Linked DNA regions of Homo sapiens: region 1 is linked to region 2. A link is a loop called in an ENCODE intact Hi-C map of the cell type or tissue named here. Cell type or tissue: PC-9. All regions are shown on one strand. Links, peaks and the distances in the headings refer to the core of each region. The heading gives the core; the rest is flanking DNA.

Region 1 (12,436 bases), core at 2,998-10,997, 210 kb after region 2:
CTCCTTTTATACTGTTTGAATTTTTTGCCATGTACATATGTTGCTTTTTTCATTAAAAAATAGTTTTATAAAACATCTGTATTTATACCATTAGGTGACTATTTTTGTTTATTAGACATTTTTTTTAGCCCCTTCCTCTGGTAAGACATCCCAAATCTCCTGCCCCCATCCCAGGTCAGGCCAATCATAGGACCATCCTCTGTGAGAACTGATTGGTGCGGGAAAGAGCATGTGATGAAGGCCAAGTGTGACTAGGCCAATCAGATTCTTATCTGGGGGCTTTTCCTAATTGAAGCATCCTTTTGGTGACGAAGCTATAGGAGAGAGTTCTGTTTCCACTTAGAATGCAGAAAGCCTCAAGGGAATACAACTCTCACTATAACAACACAAAAAAAGCCAGAAAATCTATAAAATCATGACCTTTCTTGAGCCTGTCACAGAACTAAGATCGTAAGGCAACCAGGCAAACTAAATTCCAAAGAGTGACAAGCTACTCCAAAGAGAGGTGGGACATATAAACTCTTTTTTTTTAAATTAATTTTGTTTAATTTCCATATGTTATTGGGGAACAGGTGGTTTTTGGTTACATGAGTAAGTTCTTTAGTGGTGATTCGTAAGATTTTGGTGCATGCATCACCTGAGCAGTATACACTGCACCCAATTTGTAGGATTTCATCCCTCACCTCCTTCCCACCCTTTCCCCCTGAGTCCCCGAAGTCCACTGAGGACACATAAACTTTTTCACTTTTGATAAATCATGAGAGAAAGAGGTTACTGCCATAAAAACAGGTAGGAAAAAATTAGCTAAAATATTAACAATTCTTCCAGGCCAAGTGTGATCTAGTATGCTAATTTGTTGTGGTGGTGGGCTTTTTCGGGGGGAGTGTTGGTTTTTTCTTGTTTTTGAGACAGGATCTTGGCTCTGTCACCTAGGCTGGAGTCAGTGGCACAATCACGGCTCACTGCAGCCTTGACCTCGTGGGCTCAAACAATCCTCCCACCTCAGCCTCTTGAGTAGTGGCACCACAGGTGTGCGCCACCACACATGGCTAATAATTTTTTTGTAGAGACAAGGTCTCACTATGTTGTCTAGGCTAGTCTTGAGCTCCTGGGCTCCCACTTCGCCCTCCCAAAATGCTGGAATTATAGGCATGAGCCACCATCCCTGGCCTCATGCATTAATTTGGAATGACTAGAAGCCCCAGATACAAGGGAAGTTTGCACTCAGTGCCAAACTCTATTCCATGGCCTCCAATGGGTACTCATAAGAAAGATAGAAACAGGAGAGGATACTCAATGGGAGCCCCACCCTTGGGGGTGCAGGTGTGAAGAAGGAGAGCTGATCAGCTGCTTTTGGGAAACAGACACAAAAGCCGACCCAATTCCCAAGACCCTTCTCTCAAAGGAAACAAAAGCCTTAAGCCACTGGAGAGGGACGGTAAATCTTTCCACTCTCAGGGTCAGGCAAAATTCCATTCCTTTGGGAGAGGAGTGGAGGCAAAATTGGTTGCTTCTGCAGTGGCAGAAGGACCTCTTACCTCTCTGACAAAGGCAAAGACCTATTGCTGCTGGGGGAAGTATAGAAACGAAAATCCTTTGCCCTTGAGGAAGGAATAGGAAACTTTTTGAGGGCCCAGAATTCTGCACCAAAACCAAGTAGAGGTCACCTGCCCTAAAGGAAGTGTAAGAAACTCTCATGGCCAAGACCAACCACAAATACAGGGCAGAGTTTAACTGACCCAGGAAGCTGATGCAGAAATAGGAAGAGAAGGCAGGCATGCTGAGACGCCCAAGCTTTGAGCACAGGGCCTGCCTAAGACTTAGGCTGGATCAGGATGACAAAGAACTCTCTTGATTCTGTAAGCTTAGTACCAAGTAACAAGCAAGAGCAGTCTACTACTTGGAGAGGTATAAGGGCACGGAGAGAGACTCTTTTTGTGGCACAGGCATATAGGAACTCCTGAAAGTTGAGAGAGGAGCAAGAAAATGGAGAGAAATTTTCTAGCACCCTAGGACCCCCTATAAGCATAAGGTAACAACAGCCAGTGCTGGAGGGTATAAAGCCTGTGGTGCACTAAAGGTAAAAACAACAAAATCCAAATCCAGCTCAATTTATGACTAGATTGACTCAATCCCCCACCATATTTGCCTGACCATAGAAAGCTATACCTATTTCTGGCCATAAACACTATTAACTCAGACTTTTCTGTTTTTCTATGCACAGTGTCTAACATTCAATAAAAAAATTTGATTATACAGAAATCAAAGCCCAGAGATAAAGTACTCAACAGAACCAGATAGAGATGAGCCAGATGTTGACACTATCAGATAGGGACTTTCAAACAACTATGATTAATATGTTAAAAGATCTAGTGAAAATGGTAGACAATATGCATGAACAGATAGTAAATTTCATTAAAAAACTAAATAATATAAAGAGTCAAATGGAAATGCTAAGAAAAAAATGAAAGAAATGAAGAATTCCTTCAACAGTCAGTAGCAGACTGGATACGCCAAAGGAAAGAATGAGAATTGAAGATAAGTCAGTAGAAATTGTCCAAATTGAAACCTTACAGAAAAAAAGTGAAAAATACAGAAGAGAGTATTCAAAATATGATATAAAAAGTCTAATATATGTGTAATTAGAGAAACAGAAGGAGAAGAGAGAACAAGGAAGAAGGAATGCTTGAAGAGATTATAGTCAAGAATTTTCTAAAATTAATGAAAAACCATAAGATATAAATCCACAAAGCCCAGAAAAATTGCAGGCAGGGTAAAAACAAAAAAACAAAAAAAAACCAACAACAAATACAAAAACAAAATCACCCAAGTTTGATTGACCCATAGTCAACCGTTTCTGAGAATAAAAGTTTAAAGAGCAAATCTTGAAAGCAGCCAGATAAAAAATTGCATTCAGAGTCAAAAATAAGAATTACAACAACAAAAATTGTTTATTTATTTAATTTACTATTATTATTATTATTTTTGAGAAGGAGTCTCACTCTGTCACCCAGGCTGAAGTTCAGTGATGCAATCTCAGCTCACTGCAACCTCTGCCTCCCGAGTTCAAGCAATTCTCCTGCCTCAGCCTCCAGAGTAGCTGGGATTAGAGGTGCCTGCCACCACAGCCGGCTAATTTTTGTATTTTTAGTAGATACAGGGTTTCACCATGTTGGTCAGGCTAGTCTCAAACTCCTGACCTCGGGTAATCCACCCACCTTGGCCTCCCAAAGTGCTGGGATTACAGGTATGAGCCATCGCACCCAGCCTATTTATTTTTAAAAATATTTTCAGACAGGGTCTCACTCTATCACCCAGGCTGGGGTGCAATGGTGCGATCATGACTCACTGCAGCCTCGACCTCCTGGGCTCAGATGATCCTCCCAATTCAGCCTCCTGAGTAGCTAAGACTACAGGTGCAAGCCATCACACCCAGCTAACTTTTTTTTTTTTTTTTTTTTTTTTTTTTGTAGAGGTGGGGTTTTGCCATGTTGCCCAAGTTGGTTTTGAAATCCTGGACTCAAGTGATCCTCCCACCTTGGCCTCCCAAAGTGCTGGGATTACAGGCATGAACCACTGTGCCCAGCTTTTTATTTTATTTTATTTTATTTTATTTTATTTTATTTTATTTTATTTGAGACAGAGTCTTGCTGTTGCTCTGGAGTGCAGTGGTGCAATCACAGCTCACTGAACCTTAACCCCCCTGGGCTCAGGTGATTCTCCCAACTCAGCCTCCCCAGTAGCTGGGACTACAGGTGTGTGTCACCATGCCCAGCTAATTAAAATAAAATTTTTGTGTGTGTGAAGGCAGGTCTCCCTAAGAGCCCAGGCTGATTTTGAACTCCTGGACTCAAGCGATTCTCCTGCTTTGGCCTCCAAAAGTGCTGGGATTACAGGTGTAAGCCACTGCAGCTGTCCCCAAAATATTTTTAAATTACTGTTTGAAAAACAAAGTTGTAGGCATCACAATTCTGGATTCAAAATTATGTTACAAAACAATAGTAATTAAAACAGCATGCTCTGGCAGAAAAACAGGCACATAAACCAGTGCAACAGAATAGACAGCCCAGAAATAAATCCAAACATACGGTCAATTGATTTTTGAGAAGGGTAACAAGAGGACATAATGGGGGAAAGGATAGTCTCTTTAATAAATGGTACTGGGAAAACTGCATTTCCACATACAAAAGAATGAAATAGGACTCTTATCTTACATCATACAAAAAAAAAAACCAATTCAAAATGGATACAATACCTACATTTAAGACCTGAAACTATGAAACTCCTAGAAGAGAATATAGGAAAAATCTCCTGGACTTGGCCTTGGCATGATTTTTTTGTATATCACATCAAAAATTCAGGCTACAAAAGCAAAAATCAATGACCAGGACTACATCAAATTAAAAAGCTCCTGGATTACAAAGAAAATAATCAACAATATAGCCTATAGATTAAGGACAACTAATTTGTAAGTCATGTATCTGGCAACAATTTAGGGTCCAAAAGTTGTAAAGAACTCATACAACTTAATAACAGAGAAACAAATAACTTGATTTAAAAATTGGCAAAGGACTTGAATAGACATTTCTCCAAAGATGATGTAAAAATGGCCAACAGTTACATGAAAAGATGATCAACATTAATAATCATCAGAGAAGGGCAAATCAAACCACTGTGAGATACCACCTCCATACCCATTAGGATGGCTATTAACGAAAAGTGAAAAGACAACTAACGCTGGAATAAATGGTGTGGAGAAAAGGGAACTCTTGGACCCTCTTGGTAGGAATGTTGATTGGTGCAGCCACTATGAAAACCAGTGTGGCGGTTTCTAACGAAATTAAAAATACAACTGCAATATCACCCAACAATCCCTCTTCTGGGCACATACCCAAACGAAATGAAATCACCACCTCATAAAGATATCTGCACGCTCATGTTTATTGCAGTGTTATTTACAATTTTTTAATGGGATATGTTTGGGAGTATATCCCATTAAAAGCCAAGATATGGAAACAACCTAAGTGTTCATTGATGGATGAATGGATAAAGATAATGTTACACACACAGAGAAATATTACTCAGCCTTAAAAAAAGAAGGTGATCCTACCATTTGCCACATCATGGATGAATCTGGAGGACATTATGCTAAGTGAAATAAACCAGACATGGAAAGAAATATATTGCATGATCTCACTGATATGTGGAATCTAAAAAAAAGAAAGTCAAATATACACAGATGGAGAATAAACAGTGGCTACTAGGTTCAGGGAAGCGGGAGTGAGGAGAGGAAATGGGAAGATGCAGTTCAGAGGATTCAAAGTTGCAAATATGTAAGATGAAAAAGTCTAGAGATCTAATGTACAACATAAGGATTATAGGTCATAAAATTGTACTGTATTTGGGATTCCTGTTAAATGAATAAATTTTAACTGCTCTTGCCATAAAAAAACAAAAAAAAAGGTAACAATGTGAGATGATGGATATGTTAATTTGCTTCATTATAGTAACCATTTTACTATCTATATGTATTCCATTATATCATATTGTATACCTTAAATATACACAATAAAATCAATTTTTAAAATAGAATAAAAATGAAAAATAATCACAATATCTTTCTCCTTAGAAACTGTGCAAGCCAGAAGACAATAGAGTGGCATCTTTAAGGAAGTGAAATAATAATAAAAAGGCTGGGTGCAGTGGCTCACGCCTGTAATCTCATCACTTTGGGAGGCCGAGGTGGGTGGATCACCTGAGGTCAGGAGTTCAAGACCAGCCTGGCCAACATGGTGAAACCTCATCTCTACTAATAATACAAAAATTAGCCAGGCATGGTGGTGCATGCCTGTAATCCCAGCTACTCAAGAGGCTGAGGCAGGAGGATTTCTTGAACCTGGGAGGTGGAGGTTGCAGTGAGCCGAGATCATGCCATTGCACTCCAGCCTGGGCAACAAGAGCAAAATCTGTCTCCAAAAATAAAAAATAAAAAAAGAAAGAATAATTTTAAAAAGCTGGAAGCCTAGAATTTTATACTCATCCAAAATATTTTTCAAAAATAAAGTAAACTAAAGATTTTTTCAGATAAGCAAAATCTGAAATAATTTATTGCCAGAAGTCCTACACATTAAGAATTGCTAATGGAAGTTCTTCAGGCAGGAGTATGATATCAGATGGAAATCTGGAGCTATATAAAGAAACGAATAATGAAAATGAGAAAAAAGACTGTAAATAAAAGAGACATTATATATGTATTTAACTTCTTTTTTCTTTTTTGAGATGGGGTCTTACTATATTGCCCAGGCTGGTCTTGAGCTCCTGAGTTCCAGCAATCCTCCCACCTTGGCCTCCCAAAATACTGGGATTACAGGCATGAGCCACTGTGCCCAGAGTAAAAATATTTTTAATACAAGAAGCTAAAAAGCCATAAGACCACAACTGCTGTTCAGCTTCACTGGAGAAGCTTGAAAAAATAAAGTCAGTAAAGAGTAAAGGAGTGAGATGAGAGATGGGACAGGAGAGTGTACTAAAAGCATTCAACTGCTTTGTTCCAGGGACCCTTAAGACAAACATCATTCCTTTTTTTTTTTTTTTTTTTTTGAGACGGAGTCTTGCTCTGTCGCCAGGCTGGAGTGCAGTGGTGCAATCTCTGATCACTGCAACCTCTGCCTCCTGGGTTCAAACGATTCTCCTGCCTCAACCTCCCGAGTAGCTGGGACTACAGGCACTCGCCACCACACCCAGTTAATTTTTGTATTTTTAGTAGAGTTTCACCATGTTGGCCAGGATGGTCTCAATCTCTTGACCTCGTGATCCACCCGCCTCGGCCTCCCAAAGTGCTGGGATTACAGGCATGAGCCACCGCACCCAGCCTCATTATTCCTCTCTTTACCATGGTTTTATTACATGAGCTTATAAATTCTCCTTTTCTGCTTAGGCTAGCATAAGTCATATTTCTGTCACTTTTAACCAAAGATTGTCCAATTTTCCACCTTCTTTCATATACATTTGTAACAAAGTCTGAGACTGGACCCTAAAATTTTGAATATTCAATAAAAAGAGACTGAAAAGGAACCAAGCTAAATTTTACATAGACTCAGAGATGACCCAGATGTTGAAACTATCAGACTCAACCTAAACTGGACATTGATTGCCTAAATATGACATTTTATACAAGATTTAGAGAGTGTTTGATTATAGATACTGTGTGCTGGTGTCTTGTTGGTTCCATAGAACCAGATCACATGCCTAAGGGTTAATTTCTCTGCAAGTGATGTACATCCCAGCAACAATTATCTTGGGAAAAAAGATATCTTTTTGAACCAAAAACAAAAAAACAAAAAAAACGGAGAACATGGAGGACTTATAAGGGTTTTAGAATAAAGTAGGACGAAAAAACAACCCTTCTTTCTGAGGGCTGAGGGCCAGTTTGGCCTGAACTCTGGGATGTGGAGGTACCAGCCATGATTCCAGAGAGAGGGTTTGAACTGACCTTCCTACCATGGAGGCAGTACATGAGGAGCCAAGAATTGGCCTTGTCAGGAAGAAACCCCAGGACAGATTTGGACTTGTATGATGGTTATAATCATTATTGTGTGACCCTGCCATGATCCTCAAACCATTAGTCATATCCCATTAAAATTTATAGACAGATCTCCTCTGAGCCATGGTAAATCACACAATTTCCAAAATGTGTTTCCATTTTGGAAGAGTGTCCCTTACCTTGAAGGTCTACTGACGGTAGCAGGTGTGTAATCTCCAAGAGAGAACCCTGCGGTCAGTGGCTCAGCCAGAATCTAATGAGAGTTGTAGGTAGCAGAGTCTGCAGGGTGAGAAGTTCAGGGGGTGGCTGCATGCAAGATCTTGAAGATCCTGTTCCTGAACACACATGAAGCAATACCCTGGGGAATGCTCAGGAATTAACGAGGAATATACTTCCCTTCACTGAGTGTCCCTGAAGGCAGAAGTTAAGACAGAGAAATGGATACAGGTAATTTATTTGGGAGATGATCCCAGGGAGCAAGAGGCAGGGAGAAGGTAGAATGAGACAGGTTCCTGTGTATAGCAGAGTAAAATTTGATTTGAAATAATGTTGTTTTTTCTTTCTTTCTTTTCTTTTCTTTTTTTTTTTTTTTTTGAGACAGTCTCGCTATGTCACTCAGGCTGGATTGTAATGGCGTGATCTGGGCTCACTGCAACCTCTGCCTCATGGGTTCAAGCGATTCTCCTGCCTCAGCTTCCAAAGCAGCTGGGACTACAGACGCGTGCCACCATGCCTGGCTAATTTTTGTATTTTTAGTAGAGACGGGGTTTCACCATGATGGCCAGACTGGTCTCAAACTCCTGACCTCAAATGATCCGCCCGCCGCCGCCTCCCAAAGTGCCAAAGGATTACAGGCGTGAGCCACCGTGCCTGGCCGGTTTTTTTTTCTTTGTTTTGCTCAGATCATTCTCCCCACTATCCAAGAACAGGAAAAGATTTTTGTATACACACACACATACACATGAGTTGAATTTTTGCATTTTGAGCCTTCAGGTAGACTTTTGTAAGAGACAATAATCTTGAAAGTCATGGTTTTCAACTTCACAAGCCTGATGCTTAAGAGAAAAAAAATAAACACTGGGCTTTAAAAAATAAGGGCAAAGAGGAGAATGGCGTGAACCCGGGAGGCGGAGCTTGCAGTGAGCCGAGATCGCGCCACTGCACTCCAGCCTGGGCGACAGAGCGAGACTCCGTCTCAAAAAAAATAAATAAATAAAAAATAAAGGCAAAGTTGGCCGGGCGCGGTGGCTCACGCCTGTAATCCCAGCACTTTGGGAGGCCAAGGTGGGCGGATCACAAGGTCAGGAGATCGAGACCATCCTGGCTAACACGGTGAAACCCCGTCTCTACTAAAAATACAAAAATTAGCCGGGCGTGGTGGTGGGAGCCTGTAGTCCCAGCTACTCGGGAGGCTGAGGCAGGAGAATGGTGTGAACCCAGGAGGCGGAGCATGCAGTGAGCCGAGATTGTGCCACTGCATTCCAGCCTTGGCGACAGAGCAAGACTCCGTCTTAAATAAATAAATAAATAAATAAGGGCAAAGTTCAGGGACTCAAAGCACAGAATTTTACCATAAAACTTTTGGATCAGCCCCCAGATGCAGTGGCTCACACCTGTAATCCCAGCACTTTGGGAACCTGAGGCAGGAGGATCGCTTGAGCCCAGGAGCTCCAGACCAGTTTGGGCAACATGGCAAAACTGAAACCTCGTCTCTACAAAAAATACAAAAATTAGTTGGGAGTGGTGGCATGTGCCTATAATCCCGGCTATTTGGGAGGCTGAAGTGGGAGGATCACTTGGGTCCTGGAGGTTGAGGTTGCAGTAAGCAGTGACTGCGCCACTGCACTACAGCCTGGGTGACAGAGCGAGATCCCTGTCTGAAAACAAAATAAAACAAAATTTAAAAACCCCACAACTTTTGGATCAATTTGAGATCAGTGAAGGTTAATATAAGAGCTATTTTGCTACCCAAAGAGAATAAGAATTTGACTAACTAGCATAGAAGGAAAAAGGGCACTCAGCTACTACCTGAGTCCCTGGGAAGTTTCCTAAAATGATACCTGCTTGTGATGGGATAAGAGGAGGCTCAGGGAAAGAAACCTCTGACAGCGAGACCCAGGAACCTGGAAGATGCAACGCTCATAAAAAAGCCAAGGGTCCAGTGTGCGATGTAAGAGGCCGTTGAATGGGAGGATGAGCCTGAGGGCATCAGCCTCATCTGAACCCTATCCTCCCCAGTGTACTGGGAAAATTAGGTGAGAGGTCCTGAGTATTCAAGGGTATGGCACCTGGAAGTGTTGAATTTGGGTCATTGTTCTAAAAAGGGCTTGGAGTTAGCATAAGAGACTGCAGAATGAGTGAATGGCCTCATCCAGGGTTATGCTCCCTTCCTAGGGCAACCCATATCCAATGGCTGATCAATATGGAGCTATAAAGACCCAGTCCTCTCACCCCAATTTGAGTTGATTCTGATGGGTCATCCCAGTTTCAGATGGGGATATGAAGGCAGCTGAGGCCTCCACTGAGACTATATTATAGTTCAACTTCTTTCTCTATTCCATCCTGCTTCATTCCTCTCCCCTTCACAGTGTGACACCAAGAAGACTCCCTAAGAAACCTCCTCCATGCTAATCTCCATCTGACTCTGCTTCCTGGGAAACTCAACCTGCAACAGTCTTTCAGCCTGCTTTGGGAATACAAGACTTTGTAAATCAGACTTTGTACATGTAAGAATTTGGACTTCATTCTGAGGGCAATATGGAGTCATTGAAGGGTTTTAAGTAGGATGGGATGAGATCAGCTTTGGGTATTAGATCCTCTGGCTACAGTGCAAAGAATGGACCCAAAAAGACTATATTGGAGGCAGGAACATCACATGTGTGGCAACTGATTTACACAATCGAAGATGGTAATGTCATGAATTTGGAGATGTGACAGTGGAGATAGAGATAAGCTGAAAAATTCTAGGACTGTTTAGGAGGTTCAGTCAAAAGAACTAATTGATTATATGTGGGAGTGAAGGAGTAGGAAGAACCAGAGATGATGTCCGGGTTTCTGGATTGAGCAACTAGTGATGCCATAATTGGCCTCAATTCAAGTAATGGCTCTTCAAAAACTGAAGGAGGACACTTCCTACTTGCTATAGCATCTAAGCAGCACTGTAAGTCGGTAAGCATCCTAATAGTTTCCTGGATTCTGTATATGGCAACTTTCTCCCACTCCTGATAGGATGCGTAGCCAGGTGTCAAACTTCTACTGCCCCAGTTTCACCAGTTTCACCCAGTTCAAAAGTGGGAGAACTGGGCCCAACTATTTAAGCCTCCAAAGCATACACACAATTATTTATGCCCAGAAGAGAAAGCAAAATGAGACATATGGGGAACTGGTGGAGAGGCAATATAGTGTAGAAGTTAAAAGCATGCACTCTGGAGTTCGACTATCTGAATTCAAATTCTGGTTCTACTAGTTATAATTTATATCAGTTTGGGCAAATTAACTTCTCTGTGTCTCAGTTCCCTTTATCTGCAAAATATGGGTAATGATGGTACCTATCCCAAAGGATTATTGCAAATATCAAATAAATTAATACAAATAAAATTCTTTTCTTTTTTTTTTGAGACAGAGAGTCTCGCTCTGTCACCCAGGCTGGAGTGCAGTGGCGCAATCTTGGCTCACTGCAACCTCCACCTCCCGGGTTCACATGATTCTCCTGTCTCAGCCTCCCGAGTAGCTGGGATTACAGGCACCTGCCACCACGCCCAGCTAATTTTTGTATTTTTAGTAGAAACGGGGTTTCACCATGTTGGCCAGCCTGGTCTCAAACTCCTGACCTCAAGTGATCCACTCACCTCAGCCTCCCAAAGTGCTAGGATTACAGGCATGAGCCACTGTGCCCAGCCCTTTTCTTTTCCTTTTTTTTTTTTTTTTGTTTTTTTTTTTTTGAGACAGGGTCTCGCTCTGTCACCCAGACTGAAGTGCAGTGGCACAATCACAGCTTACAGCAGCCTTGAACTCCTGGGCTCAAGCAATCCTCCTGCTTCAGTCTCCCGAAGAGCTAGGACATCAGGTGCATGCTACCATCCCAGGTAATTTTTTAAATTTTTTGTAGAGATGGAGTCTTAGTATGTTACCCAGGCTGGTCTCAAACTCCTTGCCTCAAGTGATCCTCCTGCCTCAGCCTCCCAAAGTGCTGCAACTACAAACATAAGCCACTGTGTCGTGCCAGAAGTAAAATTCTTAAAACCCTGCCTAGCATAGAATAGTCACTCAATAAATGCTATCTATTATTATTTCAATAGAATGTAAGCTCTATAAAGATAAGAATTTGTCTTTTTTTTTCTTGATGAAACCTCAATATCTGGAATAGGATCTGGTGCTAAATAAAAGTTATGTAATACATACTTGTTGGATGAATAAAACCCTTGAGAAGAGAGTACTAGTTGCCTACCTCAACACAGATTCTTTACTCCTTCCTTAGTAACAGAATCTGGATTTTTGTCTGGGCATCTTACCATCTGGAATTATGTTTTCCAACTTTCCTTGCAGCCAGTTTTGGTCAATGAAATGTGATGTGGTCAAGGAAGTGTTTTGTAGAACTTTCATAAAAACCATGCAAAGAAAACTGCCTTATCTGGAAGTACCCTTATTGCTCTTCTGCCTTTTCTCTTCCTCTGGCTTGCAACTTACATGAGATGGGTAAAGCTGCAGCTGCCATCTTGAACCACGAGGTACCTTGAGGTTGGAAACCATGTGCTTAGATGGTGGATAGAAATAGAGTAGCTTAAGTCCCTTCTGTTACCACAGAGCTGCCAAGCCAAGCCAGGAATACTTACTTCTTGATTTCTTTTACTTGACAGACAAATGCCTTTCTGTATTTTTGGGCCACTATTGTTT
Region 2 (12,436 bases), core at 1,945-9,944:
TGTACATGTGAAAAGAAATTGGTTTCTTCTCCTTGGGAGGTGAAGTCTCATAACTTTATTGATGGAGAAGATATATCTAGCTGATGACTTGTAGTGGAAGACACTATTTTTTCTGTTGCCTTCAATTTTAATTTACCATGCCTTGGATGGGATGATATATCTGGAGAGGTGCCTGAGGATTAGAAAAGAACCATCATGCTGTGTTTATTTTTCTACCTACTTTTTATTATAGAAAATCCAGAAAAGTAGCATTGTACTGGGTTTTTGGGCGGTGGAGTTGTGTTTTAATTCAATTGTTTGTGTTTACTTGAAGTTTGCAGTACAAAGTTGGAGACGTTGCTTAGTTTTGATGCAGATAAAATTTTCTTCCATTTTTGGTTCTTTTTGTTCATTTTGATGGGTTTTACATAGAGACATTTTAACACATTTGTACTTATACTACCCTTTTTCTTTGGTTGATTTAATAGTTTACCTTCATTAGTGATATTAATATTTTGATAAATATTACAAATTCCTACTCCAAGGCTATTTACTCTTTTGTTTTCTTTTCAATTTTTTTTGAGACTGAGTTTCATTATGTTGCCCTGGCTGGAGTGCTGTGGCACAATCATAGCTTACTGCAGCCTCAAACTCCTGGGCTCAAGCAGTCCTCCTGCCTCAGCCTCCCAAGTAGCTGAGACTACAGGTGCATGTCACCACACCCTGCTAATTTTTTCTTTTTGTAAAGATGAGGTCTTACTATGTTGCCCAGGCTGGTCTCAAACTCCTGAGCCCAAGCAATCATTTTTGCCTAGGCCTCCCAAAAAGCCAGGATTATAGGTGGGAGCCACTGCACCTGACCTACTTTTTTGCACTTAAAATTTAGTTTCAGGCTGGGCACAGTGGCACATTCCTATAATTCCAGCGCTCTAGGAGGCTGAGGAGAGAGGACTGCTTGAGTCCAGGAGTTCAAAGCTGCAGTGAACTATGATCATGCCAGTGCACCCCAGCCTGGGCGACACAGTGAGACCACTTTTCTACAACAAACAAACAAACAAAACCAAAACAAAACCACTTAGGTTCATTTGGAATTTATTTTGATGTCTGATATGAGGCTAAATTTACATTGTAATTTTTCTCCCCAGCTGTAAGCCAGTTCCCTATCACCTTTGGAACTACTGACCATCCATGCCACCTGGTGCATTTCTTTGGGTCTCTTTCCAGACTGTCTAGCTTTTTTTCACTGTTTGTCTGTCCTGTGCGTGTACTTTACTATTTCAATTGCTGTAATTTTATGATACATTTAATATTTTTTTTTGCAGAGCAAATTCTCCTTCATTACTTTTCCCCACATTTCCCTCCATGTGAGGATTTCTTTTGCCATTTGCTTCTAGCAGAGGAGGGATATTCCTGACATCCGAGGATGGTAATGAAGGTCTCTGTTCTGGTTCCTCTCCCATCTCACACACCCAAGGTGAAAGAGCTATATTTTCCAGCACAGGCAGGACCCATTTCTTGCCTTGGGTCTAAATCAGTTTAAATCAGTAACGAGGTTGATGGAAAGGAGAGCAGGTCTACCCAGGACATCAGTTTGGGAGACAAGGAAGAGCACCTTGGAAAATTCAGCTGAAAGTCAAGTTTGTTCCACCTCGAAATGTGGCTGAGAACCAGCCTGACGAGGCTTAGGCTTGTACATTGGAGAGAAAAAGTAGACTGTTTAAAATATAAGGCAGCGGCTGGGCGTGGTGGCTCATGCCTGTAATGCCAGCACTTTGGGAGGCCGAGGCAGGTGGAATCACCTGGGGTCAGGAGTTCGGGACCAGCCTGGCCAACATGGAGAAACCCCGTCTCTACTAAAAATACAAAAATCAGCCGTGTGTGGTGGTGCATGCCTGTAATCCCAGCTACTCGGGAGGCTGTGGCAGGAGAATTGCTTGAGCCCGGGAGGCGGAGGCTGCAGTGAGCTGAGATCACACCATTGCACTCCAGCCTGGGCGACAAGAGCGAAACTCCATCTCAAAAAGCAAAAGCAAAAACAAAAACAAAAACAAATAAAATAAAATATAGGGCAGGGAGACCTTAGGCAAACAGAGCAGAAAATGGTCTCAAAGTCACATGTTGATTGAACCAGATGACTGTGGTGCCTTGAAAACTGTGACTCTAGATTGGGAAAGAGTGACATCACCTGGACCAAGCAGGGGGATGGCCTTCCTGCTCGGTCTGCAGTTGCCTCTTCTGAGCTCAGTGAGTACTTTGTTCTGCTTCTCCTGTGTGGTTTTAAAATGTTAGCCAAGAGATTAGAGGAACTAGAATTATTACTCTTGGAGTAAAGAGCTGGTGGGGGCGGGGCGGGGTGGGGTGGGGCGGAGTTCTCACACAGAAAAGAGTGACCAGTTAATCTCCACCTTGGCTGAGAAGAGGAGACACGTAATAAAAAAAGTTAATTTTACTGTGACAACAAAACGTCACAAGTGAAAGGGCATTTCGGTGATAGCAAAGGGCCTGAGGGCAGTTCGATCTCAAAGGGGAAGGGGTACGTTCCCAGGGGACATGTGTGGGCTTTTCCTCTCTCCTCCATCACTGCCACAGGAATCCAGCTGTTGTCTTCTCAGCTGTATCCTACAGAATCTCTCTCTGGACTGCTCTTGAAAATAGCATAGACCTTCATTTCAACAAATGAGTGATGTGAGGCCTAGACTCTAAGCAGAGGCTTTTCCAGGTGACCTCCTGGGACACCTGGCAATGCCGCAGGTTTAGGAAAAACATGATCTATATTGCAGTGTCTAAGAGACTCTGGGAGAAATTCTAGACCTAACACTGTTTCATAAAGGCCACAGAGTTCTCTTACTCTTCCACCTGGTCTTAGAGCCTGGGTTTCTCGGTGGTCCGCCCTTGGCCCCCATCTCTCCTCACATACTTTGATACTGGCTCCCTGGTGGCCACGTTCACTCCTCCCTGTGAGCTGCCTCTGTATCTCCACCATGGGGTTTGCTCCTAGGCTCCAGACCTATGTTTCTAACTGCCTGCTGGAGGATTCCTTATACACTTCAACCTGAACAGACCTAGAAGTGAGCTGCTTCTCGTCTTCCCCCAGACTTGGTAAATGACATCACTGCTGACTTGGTTGCCAGATTCCTGCCGTCTCTCCCCTGAGCAAGGTTTCCGTTTGTTCCCTCTTCTCCATTCTCAGTGCTCTCACTTGCAGCAGACCTCGAGCACTTCCGACCTGGATTATTGGACAACCTGTATTTTTGCCCTTTTTCTATTCATCCTTTGATCAGCTCTCTAAGTTGTATTTTTGAAGTGCAGAACGGCTAAAAATATTTTTTTTTTTTTTTTTTGAGACAGGGTCTAGCTGTTGCCCAGGCTGGAGTGCAGTGGTGCAATCTTGGCTCACTGCAACCTCTGCCTCCCGGGCTCAAGCAATCCTCCCACCTTGGCCTCATGAGTAGCTGGGATCACAGGTGTACACCACTGTGCCTGACTAATTTAAAACATTTTTTGTAGAGACAAGGTTTCACCATGTTGCCCAAGCTGGTCTTGAACTCTTGGCCTCAAACAACCTGCTTGCCTCAAGTGCTGGGATTACAGGCATGAGCCAGTGCACCCAGCCTGCTAAAAATCTTTCAATGGCTTCTTATTACTTCTGGAACCTCAGATCTCTCAGATCTGACCCACACCTACCCCTCTAACTTGACCACCTACTTCTACTCTGCCAGACCTCAACCTTTCAGCCAGGAACTCCATGTAGTTCTATCCCTCCCTGCCACCACCTCATGCCTCTGCAGATGTCTATTTCCGTGTTTGATAGGCTCAGCTCCCTGCCTTCAGTTAGATGTTCCTCCTCACATCCACAGTGCTCTGTATATAACTCCATCACAGCTCTGGGCACTACCTTTACAAAACTGTCTCCATGATTACACTCCAAGCTCCCAGAAAGCAGAAAGCATGTCTTCTGTGCTTGTCTCCCCCAGCCTAGCACAGAGCCTGCGGCAGAGGTGGCTAATGGGTGTTTGTTGAATGCAGATATATGAATAATATATATAGTAGTGCTTTAACAACTGTAAAGGTCCAGGCAGGTCTAAGTTTTTATTTATTATAATTTGAGATTGAGGGTTTCTACCCCAAAGCTATTTTCTAATCTGGTAAATACAGTCTTGAGAATCTATTTTGGCCTCAGAGTCCTTCAGTTCACAGTGGCAGGGTTTAGGGCTAGGGTGGGGGGATTGGGGGGGAGGCATTCATACATATGTTTTTAATAGCTCTTTCTCTTTCCTTCCATCATGCCCTTCCTCCCTTGCCCTACTGAGCTGATGCAGTGATAGACTTTGAAGGAGGGGTGGTTTAGTCCAGGGTCTAAAGGGGATTCTTAAGGCAGTTCTTCCTGCTGTCCTCACTGTCTCCACCACCCAAGGGGTTTAGCATTTGCCTGGAATTCACAGCAATTCTTCTTGCACAAATGCATAAGGACCACTTCCCTACCGTGTTCACTTGGCCTAGCACCAGAGTTCCTGCCAGTACACAGCTGAGGGTTCTGCCTTTCCACAGAATACCAAGGCGCTGGATGCATTCTATAGTCAGGGCTCTTTTGGTTGCAAGTGACAGAAACCCAACTCCAACCAGCTTAAGCATGTGGAATCTGTGGGATCACAGAACTGGGAAGGCCCAGGATGGATCTTGTTTGGAGACAGCAAGCTTCAGTCACACGTGGTGTCACCACAGGCCCGTTGCTCTTCCAGCCATGAGGCCCTCTTTCTGCCAAATTCTTCCAGCCAGACCTGGGAGGATGGACATTGTACTATTGGCCTACCTGGTACTTACAGCTACAATCTAAGAAGAAGAATAAAACCCTCCAATCTTCTAGGCCTGGTGTGGTGGCTCACGCCTGTAATCCCAGCACTTTGGGAGGCAGAGGTGGGCGGATCACCTGAGGTGAGGAGTGTTGAGACCAGCCTGGCCAACATGGTGAAACCCCATCTCTACTAAAAATACAAAAATTAGCTGTGCATGGTGGTGTATGCCTTGTAGTCCCAGCTACTCGGGAGGCTGAGGTAGAAGAAGAGCTTGAACCTGGGAGGCAGAGATTGCAGTGAGCCAAGATCATGCCACTGTACTCCAGCCTGGGTGACAGAGTGAGACTCCATCTCAAAAAAACAGATAAACAACAAAAAATAAAACCTCCAATCTCCTAAACAGATTGCTCTTTTTGAGCCATCTTCTGACTGGGGAATGGCAATCCATAATCACTGGGCCCTGGGCCAGTGGGGATTTGGAGTACTGGGAATGCTGGCCCCATAAGAACCATATGGGAAGGAGAAGGGCCGCTCTCCACAGAAAAAGGGATGCTGAGCACTTACATATAAAGTATGTAACATATGAAAAGACAACACGTACGGACTCGGAGAATCTCAGGCACAAGGTGTCCCATCTTTGGGAGTTTCGCGATTACAGGGTTGCAGCTTTCCATGGTCTCTTCCAGGTTTGTTTTCTTTCAAGCCCCGTTCATTCAGCAGAATGCCACTCCAGACCTGACTTAGGAACACTGCCTATTTCGCCTGGCTTCTGTTGCCACTCTCTGTGCTGTAAGGAACCCTCTTTCTATATTACAAGTCACAGTTCCCTGAATGACATTTCCTGTGTACTCAAGCTGGGAAGGAGCTAAACCTGTCCCTATGGTCTCCCTCCTGGGGTCATTTCTGAGTTTTTTCTTTTCTATTCATCCCTTCCCTTTGAACTTGCTAATTAAGAGATCCTTGGTGTTTGACACCCCAGGACCCCCAAGCTCTGTTCCTTACGGTCTCAGGCACAGAGGTCTCTCATTCCTCAGGGATTTGTAATTCCAGGTTTCTACTTCTAGGTCATGGTTTAATCTCAGGTAAAGTGAACGCAAGCATTGTCATGGCCTGGCAATGTAGCGAAGGAGACTTTGGAGTCAAATTACTGAGTTCCACACTTGGCTCGGCCGGCCGTCTTCTAGTGGTGTGACTCGGCCTGCCTGAGCCTTGATTTCCTCACTGATAAGATAGAGATGATTGTCACGCAGAGCTGCTGTGAGTATTTGTTGAAACAGCAGAGGCAAAGTTCCTAGCATAGAATTGGCAACTAGTAGCTCAAGTGATATCATACAGGTGCCAACAGGCGCTGACGGCTGCTGTGTTCCAGGCACTGTTTTATTCTCTTTACTTGTGTTGACTCATTAACTATTATTGTTAATCATTATGAATTGGCTCATTAATTCCCTCAACAGGCCTAACAGGTAGAGGTTGTTTCTACCCCTATTTAACAGATGAGGCTGCTGGAGGTATAAGTGATAGAACCAGGATAGCAACCCAAGTCCTGTGTTCCTACCCACTACATCGTATTATTTCTGCAGTTTAACTGTAGTCTAGCTTCTCTGATGTGAGCCACACTGGGTAGACCTCTAACTCTGCAGTAATTGTGGCAAGTGGATCATTTTATTGGAGCTGATGTGTTTGTAAAATCTTTGGGGATTCAGTGTTTTTATTTTTACTTTTTGAGACAGAGTCTCACTTTTTCGCCCAGGCTGGAGTGCAGTGGCACAATCTCGGCTCACTGCAACCTCTGCCTCCCAGCTTCAAGCAATTCACCTGCCTCAGACTCCTGAGTAGCTGGGATTACAGAGGTGTGCCACCATGCCTGGCTAATTTTTGTATTTTTTTACTAGAGATGGGATTTCACCATGTTGCCCAGGCTAGTCTCAAACTCCTGACCTCAAGTGATCCGCCCACCTCTGCCTCCCAAAGTGCTGGGATTACAGGCATGAGCCACTGTCCCTGGCCGGTGTTTTTAAAGTAGAGTTTGTTAGTTCACTCAAAGGGGATGAAAATTTGCCAGATCAATTGGTAGAACCAAATGTTTAAGATACCCCAAGGTGAATGAGAGGGGTGTGTAAGCAGAGCGTGAGTTCACATTCTGACTCTACGACTTGCTAATCGTGTGGCCTTTGGACAAGTAACAATCTGTCATGTATCAATTTCCTCATCTATAAAATGAGTTTTTCTGAGATAATAACTGTACTTGTTCCACCTCTGAGATTAGGGAAATTGAAGAAGATACATAAGCGTTAGAAAGGGATCAAAGTAATCAGTTTTATTGCTGGTAAAACTGGTTTGGGTCTGAGGCTTCTTTTTTTTTTTTTTTTTCTGAGACAGAGTCTCACTCTGTCACCCAGGCTGGAGTGCAGTGGCATGATCTTGGCTCACTGCAACCTCTGCCTGCCCGGTTCAAGCGATTCTCCTGCCTCTGCCTCCTGAGTAGCTGGGATTACAGGTGCCCGCCACCACGCCTGGCTAATTTTTGCATCTTTAGTAGAGACAGAGTCTCACCATGTTGGCCAGGCTGGTCTCAAACTCCTGGCCTCCGGTGATCCGCCTGCCTTGGCCTTCCAAAGTGCTGGGATTACAGGCGTGAGCCACCGCACCCCCGCACCCGGCCAAAATGAAGCTTCTTGAACTTCCTCCCACGCCTACACTTTGTGCCCCACCTATGGGGAAGTGGAAGCTATAATGCAGTGGTCCCCAGCCTTGTTGGTGCCAGGGACTGGTTTCATCAGAGACAGTTTTCCAACGGACTGGGGTGGGTAGGGGGATGGTTTCGGGATAAAATTGTTCCACCTCAGATCATCAGGCATTAGATTCTCATAAGGAGTGCACAATCTAGATCCCTTGTATGCACAGTTCACAATAGGGTTCATGCTCTTATGAGAATCTAATGCTGCCACTGATCTGACAGGAGGTGGAGCTCAGGCAGGAATGCTTGTCCACCTGCTGCTCACCTCCTGCTGTGTGGCCTGGTTCCTAACAGGCCACAGACTGGTACTGGCCCACCACCTGGGGTTGGGAACCCCGGCTATAGGGCAAATGTAGACCAGGCTTCAGGCAGGTGACTCAGGTTTGCCTAGAGATGGACAGTAGGACTGGGAGGTGGGAAATCACCTGTCCTGCATTCAGGCAGCCCCCACCCGCCCCCCCCCCAAAAAAAGAAAGAAAAATAAAAAAATAAGGATGGGGCTACATGGGAACTAGCTGTTTCACAAATCACAGGGATGGATAGAAGGCCAGGTGGAAGCTCTTTTCCTAATACTTTGGAGAGGGAAGAAGTTCCTACATTGCATGGGTAGGAACCCCAAGAGAGGAAGCAAATGATTGCTTCTATAAACATCATCCACTTGGTAGCCCTGTTGAGAAGATTAAGTAAGATGGGGCATATGTAGAACATCTCTAGTGTGAATGGTTAGTGCCCAGTATGTCTTACTTAGCGTGTTACCCACAAGGCAGAATGGCAGTTAGCACATTTATACCATGACTGTAACTACCAGTGAGCAAGAACGCTGGTGTCAGCCAGTCAGTGTAGTTTCCTCCGGATGGAAAACCTATTTGGGAAATCTTGTTGCTGGGGGCGGGAAAATAAGGACAGAGAGCTCTGTGATTATAAAGGATATTGAAGGCTGATGTGGTGGTCTTCCCTACCAAGTAGGAATCTACCCACCAAGCAAACTGTAATACTCACCACATCTATCCTCTGCCAGTGCCATGATATACTCATCACTTCTTTTTATTGTGGCAAAATACACATCACATAAAATGTGCCATTTTAACATCTTGAAGCACACAGTTTATTGGCATGTTGTGCAACCCTCACCACTGTGTATTTCCAAAATTTTTTCATCACCCCAAGGAGAACCTCTGTGACCATTAAGCAATATGTTCCCATTCCCTACATGCCCCCTCCACCCCCAGCAACTTCTTCTGTCTCTATGAATTTGCCTATGTTAGATTTTTCATCTAAGTGGAATGATAGAGAATCTGTCCTTTTGTGCCTGGTGTATTTCACTTAGCATGTTCTTCCACATTGTGGCATGTACAGAATAGGCTCCTCGCTTCTGAAATTAAAACTTTCTTTTTGATAGCCCTCACGAGGACCTCTTTTGTCCTGCTGTTTACTTGTTCCAATCATACCCCTTTTCTTCTTTTCAACATGTTTTCAGAGCCTCCCCTCCCGGAAGTAGAATTTTTTACGGTGCACAGAGGACCTCTACCACGCCTCAGACTGAGGAAAGCCAAGGAGAAAAATGGACCAATCAGGTCAGTAGCTGTCCTTTCTCCACGGTTGCCCAGTGATCCCCATGGAGTGTTTTGGAAACTTTGATTTTGGTGAGGAGAAGACTTCTGTGTTGGTGGCTGCACTTGGGTGGTTAGAACAATGCAGTTGGGGCCTCTTTTGTTTCCTTGGGTACAGACTGGCCTTTAATCCCAACCAGCATCCTTTCTAATGGTGAGAGAGACTTCTTTTTTTTAAAATTTAAATTTTATTTTTTATTTTTTTGAGATGGAGTGTCACTCCCATCATACAGGCCGGAGTACAGTGTTGCGATCTCAGCTCACTGCAACCTCCACCTGCTGGGTGCAAGTGATTCTCCTTCCACTGCCTCCTGAGTAGCTGGGATTATAGGTGTGCACCACCACACCTGGCTAATTTTTGTATTTTTAGTTGAGACGAGGTTTTGCCATGTTGGTCAGGCTGGTCTTGAACTCCTGACCTCAGGTGATCCACCAGCCTCAACCTCCCAAAGTGCTAGGATTACAGGCTTGAACCACCACACCCGGCCACATAGAGAGACTTCTAAAGGACCCTATATACAAGCATTTGGGCAGTTTAGCTCAAGAAATTACATCCATTCCTTTGGTCCCTGGGTAAACGTCGGTTGCATGTTAGGACATGTCAGGATTGTCCTTTGCACTCATGTCTCATAGTACATCCTTTATGGATGGTGGGTCAGGGGCATCGTTTCATTTCCCAAAGGCAGAATATGTTGCCCTTTATGTAAGGTTGATCTTGGGGGGTGTGCAGTGGTTTCTGAAAAGATCATTTAGGTAAATCTTTTTGTCTTTTCATGTATTGAGTTACAGGCAAGACACTGTATAATTAATGACTGCTTCTGGGATTCCAGATGGCATTAGGATGGAATTAATTTACCTCAGTTGGAGGACTACAGTGTGTTCAGTTAAGTGTTTTATTTGCAAAGGTCATGGCAGGATTAGGAAAGTAGCATCAGTCCCTTTTTTAGAGAGGAAGATTGAGGTTGGCGTGGAGAGATGAACAGCTTGCTCACAGTACCAGCTCAAGGAGATGAAAATGTACATGGCCTCACCAACATTGCCTTTGTCTCTGCTGACCCTTCGGTAAAATCAAGGTTAAAAAAAAAAAAGTGAGATATTATAAAATTACAAAAAAGAAAGTCTGGCGATATTATCTGTATATCCATTTATAATAAAACTTAGGGTTTTCCTGCTTTTATATTCATTTAAGTTCAGTAAATGTGCAAAGATCTTTCCAGGGATGGACATTGTATAAATTGTTCTGATTCTTGACAAGTTACCAGAAGGCATTGTAATTCTGTCATTATAAAGAGAACAGAAGTTGTGATGTCACTTCCTGAGAGCATTTGCAAGAACAAATGTGATATTTATGTCAAATAATGACATAATGCAAAAGAAAAGCCAAATGACAGCTTACCCTTGTGGCTATATGCCGGCCAGCGCCTCCAAAACAGGAAGTGGAGAACTGTGAGTCATTCGAGGGAGTGTGGTGGTGAAAAAGAGGAGAAAAGTCCTTCCAGAACAGTCATATTCCAAACAGCCACAGCTGCTTCTTTAACATCACATGGCTAATTACCAGCAGGCAGGGTGGTTTTCCTAAGCCTGACTACCTGGTTTGAGCTGGGGGGCAGCAGCTTTGCCAGTGTGTGAGACAGGCCTGAGTCTGCTTTGTGCACCATTTAGGGACAGTGTCTTGGGGTACATAATGGAGCAAGGTCCCTGGGACCAAGTCTCTGCTGAGGTTGCTGATGTTAGGCAGAGGATGGAGCCTGTTGCTGGGTTCCCTTAATGCTCGTGTCTCCCACATTGCCAGATTATAGGAATCACCTGGGAGCTTTACCAGCGATACAGATTCCCAGAATCTACTCCTAGAGATTTCGATTCAGTAGGTCGGTATGAGGTCGGGGAATTTGTATAATAATCAAGCAACACAGGTGATTACGGTCAGGCTAATTGGGGAGCTGATTCATACTCTGTCGATGATGCCTCTAGTGAGCAATGTACGGAACCAAATGGGCACAGGTGAGCCTCGACCTTGCTCTTGACCACCACCACCTGCATGGAAAGATGAGAGGGATTTAAAGATGTACTTATGGACCGCATGGAGGTGCTGCAACATTTACTTTCTTACCTGTGGCTATGATGTAGGGATGTCTTCAAGTCTCCCGGCAAGTTTGTTGTTACAGGTGTTCCCCATAGGCAGTGGATGCTTAATAAATGTTTACTGGTGGTGACAACTTATTGCCCTGTGGGTTTTACTTTATCTCTTTTGTAGAAAGCCCTTGGCTGAAAGTGAGCCAAGACTTTATGAAAATCAGGACCCTGGGCCAGGCACAGTGGCTTACGCCTGTAATCCCAGCCCATTGGGAGGCAGAGGTGGGCACACAGGGCAGTGATACGTGCAACAACTTCCCCCAGCTAAAGAGGTCAGGAGTTCAAGACCAGCCTGGCCAACATGGTGGAACACCATCTCTACTAAAAATACAAAAAAAATTAACCGGGCATAGTGGCGAGTGCCTGTAGTCTTGGCTACTCAGGAGGCTGAAGCAGAAGAATCGCTTGAACCTGGGAGGTAAAGGTTGCAGTGAGCTGAGATCACACCACTGCACTCCAGCCTGGGCAGCAGAGCAAGACTCCCTTCTTAAAAAAGAAAAGAAAAGAAAGAAAATCAGGGCCCTGAGGATACCTAGGATGTTTGGGAACCTGGTGGGGGGAGACTTTCCATATCCAACACCCACTGTGGAGGAGGGCTCCCTCTTCTTAACCTAGTGATTCATGGGCTCTTAGGAAGCAGGAGATAGGGCGTTTGACATGTGAAGCAGGAAGTTCAAATTTACTGGTAAAATAGAATTACATGGCCTAATGAGTTTTGGAAATTACCCTAATTATATTTCACGCTGATGTATGCTTTTCCTCTTTTCCGAAATTTCAACTCAAGAATCATTCATTGCTGGTGGCGGAGGGGCGGGGCAGGGCGGGGGTTGGGGAGCTATCATTTCCAAAGAACTGTGCAAGGATTTGCAAGAATACAAGTCAGTCGTTCAGATCCCTGCTATCAAGCCTGACAGAGACAGCAGATGCTCAACATGGTACTAGAGGCAGGAGCTAAGTACCAGATAGATGGGAATAGAAGGGAAGTGTGATTCATTCTCAGTGCATTTTTATTCTCACACGTCCTTTCACTGCCAGGCTTTCTATTTGATGGGACAAATAATGAAACACATAACAAAAACAATACCCATTTGTTAGTGTGTTTTTCTGTCCACAATTGGGGAACAGTTTTTACAGTGCATACATGACATATTACTGTTCTGGCTGTTTCAGGGTGTTGTCAGACT

The links. Peaks named below come from ENCODE experiments on the same cell type or tissue, not always from the same donor. Only the 100,000 strongest peaks of a DNase experiment are listed, where the experiment ranks them.
Region 1: a loop joins it to region 2, with 7 times the contacts of the local background. A loop is called at or near these places in 2 of 110 quality-filtered maps.

Annotation. Positions count from the first base shown.
Region 1 is chr9:111,853,176-111,865,611 of GRCh38, reverse strand. No RefSeq gene overlaps it. Among named protein-coding and RNA genes, the nearest start is that of UGCG, 37 kb to the left of the region's middle. In PC-9, for the core only: no CTCF peak of the experiment used is centred there; a DNase peak (open chromatin) is centred at 7,841; H3K4me3 peaks cover 334 bases; H3K27ac peaks cover 1,759 bases.
Region 2 is chr9:112,059,584-112,072,019 of GRCh38, reverse strand. It overlaps SUSD1 (sushi domain containing 1), which reads left to right. Exons shown (of 17, transcript NM_022486.5): 13 at 8,987-9,083. Among named protein-coding and RNA genes, the nearest start is that of LINC02977, 25 kb to the right of the region's middle. In PC-9, for the core only: no CTCF peak of the experiment used is centred there; a DNase peak (open chromatin) is centred at 5,969; H3K4me3 peaks cover 646 bases; H3K27ac peaks cover 4,356 bases.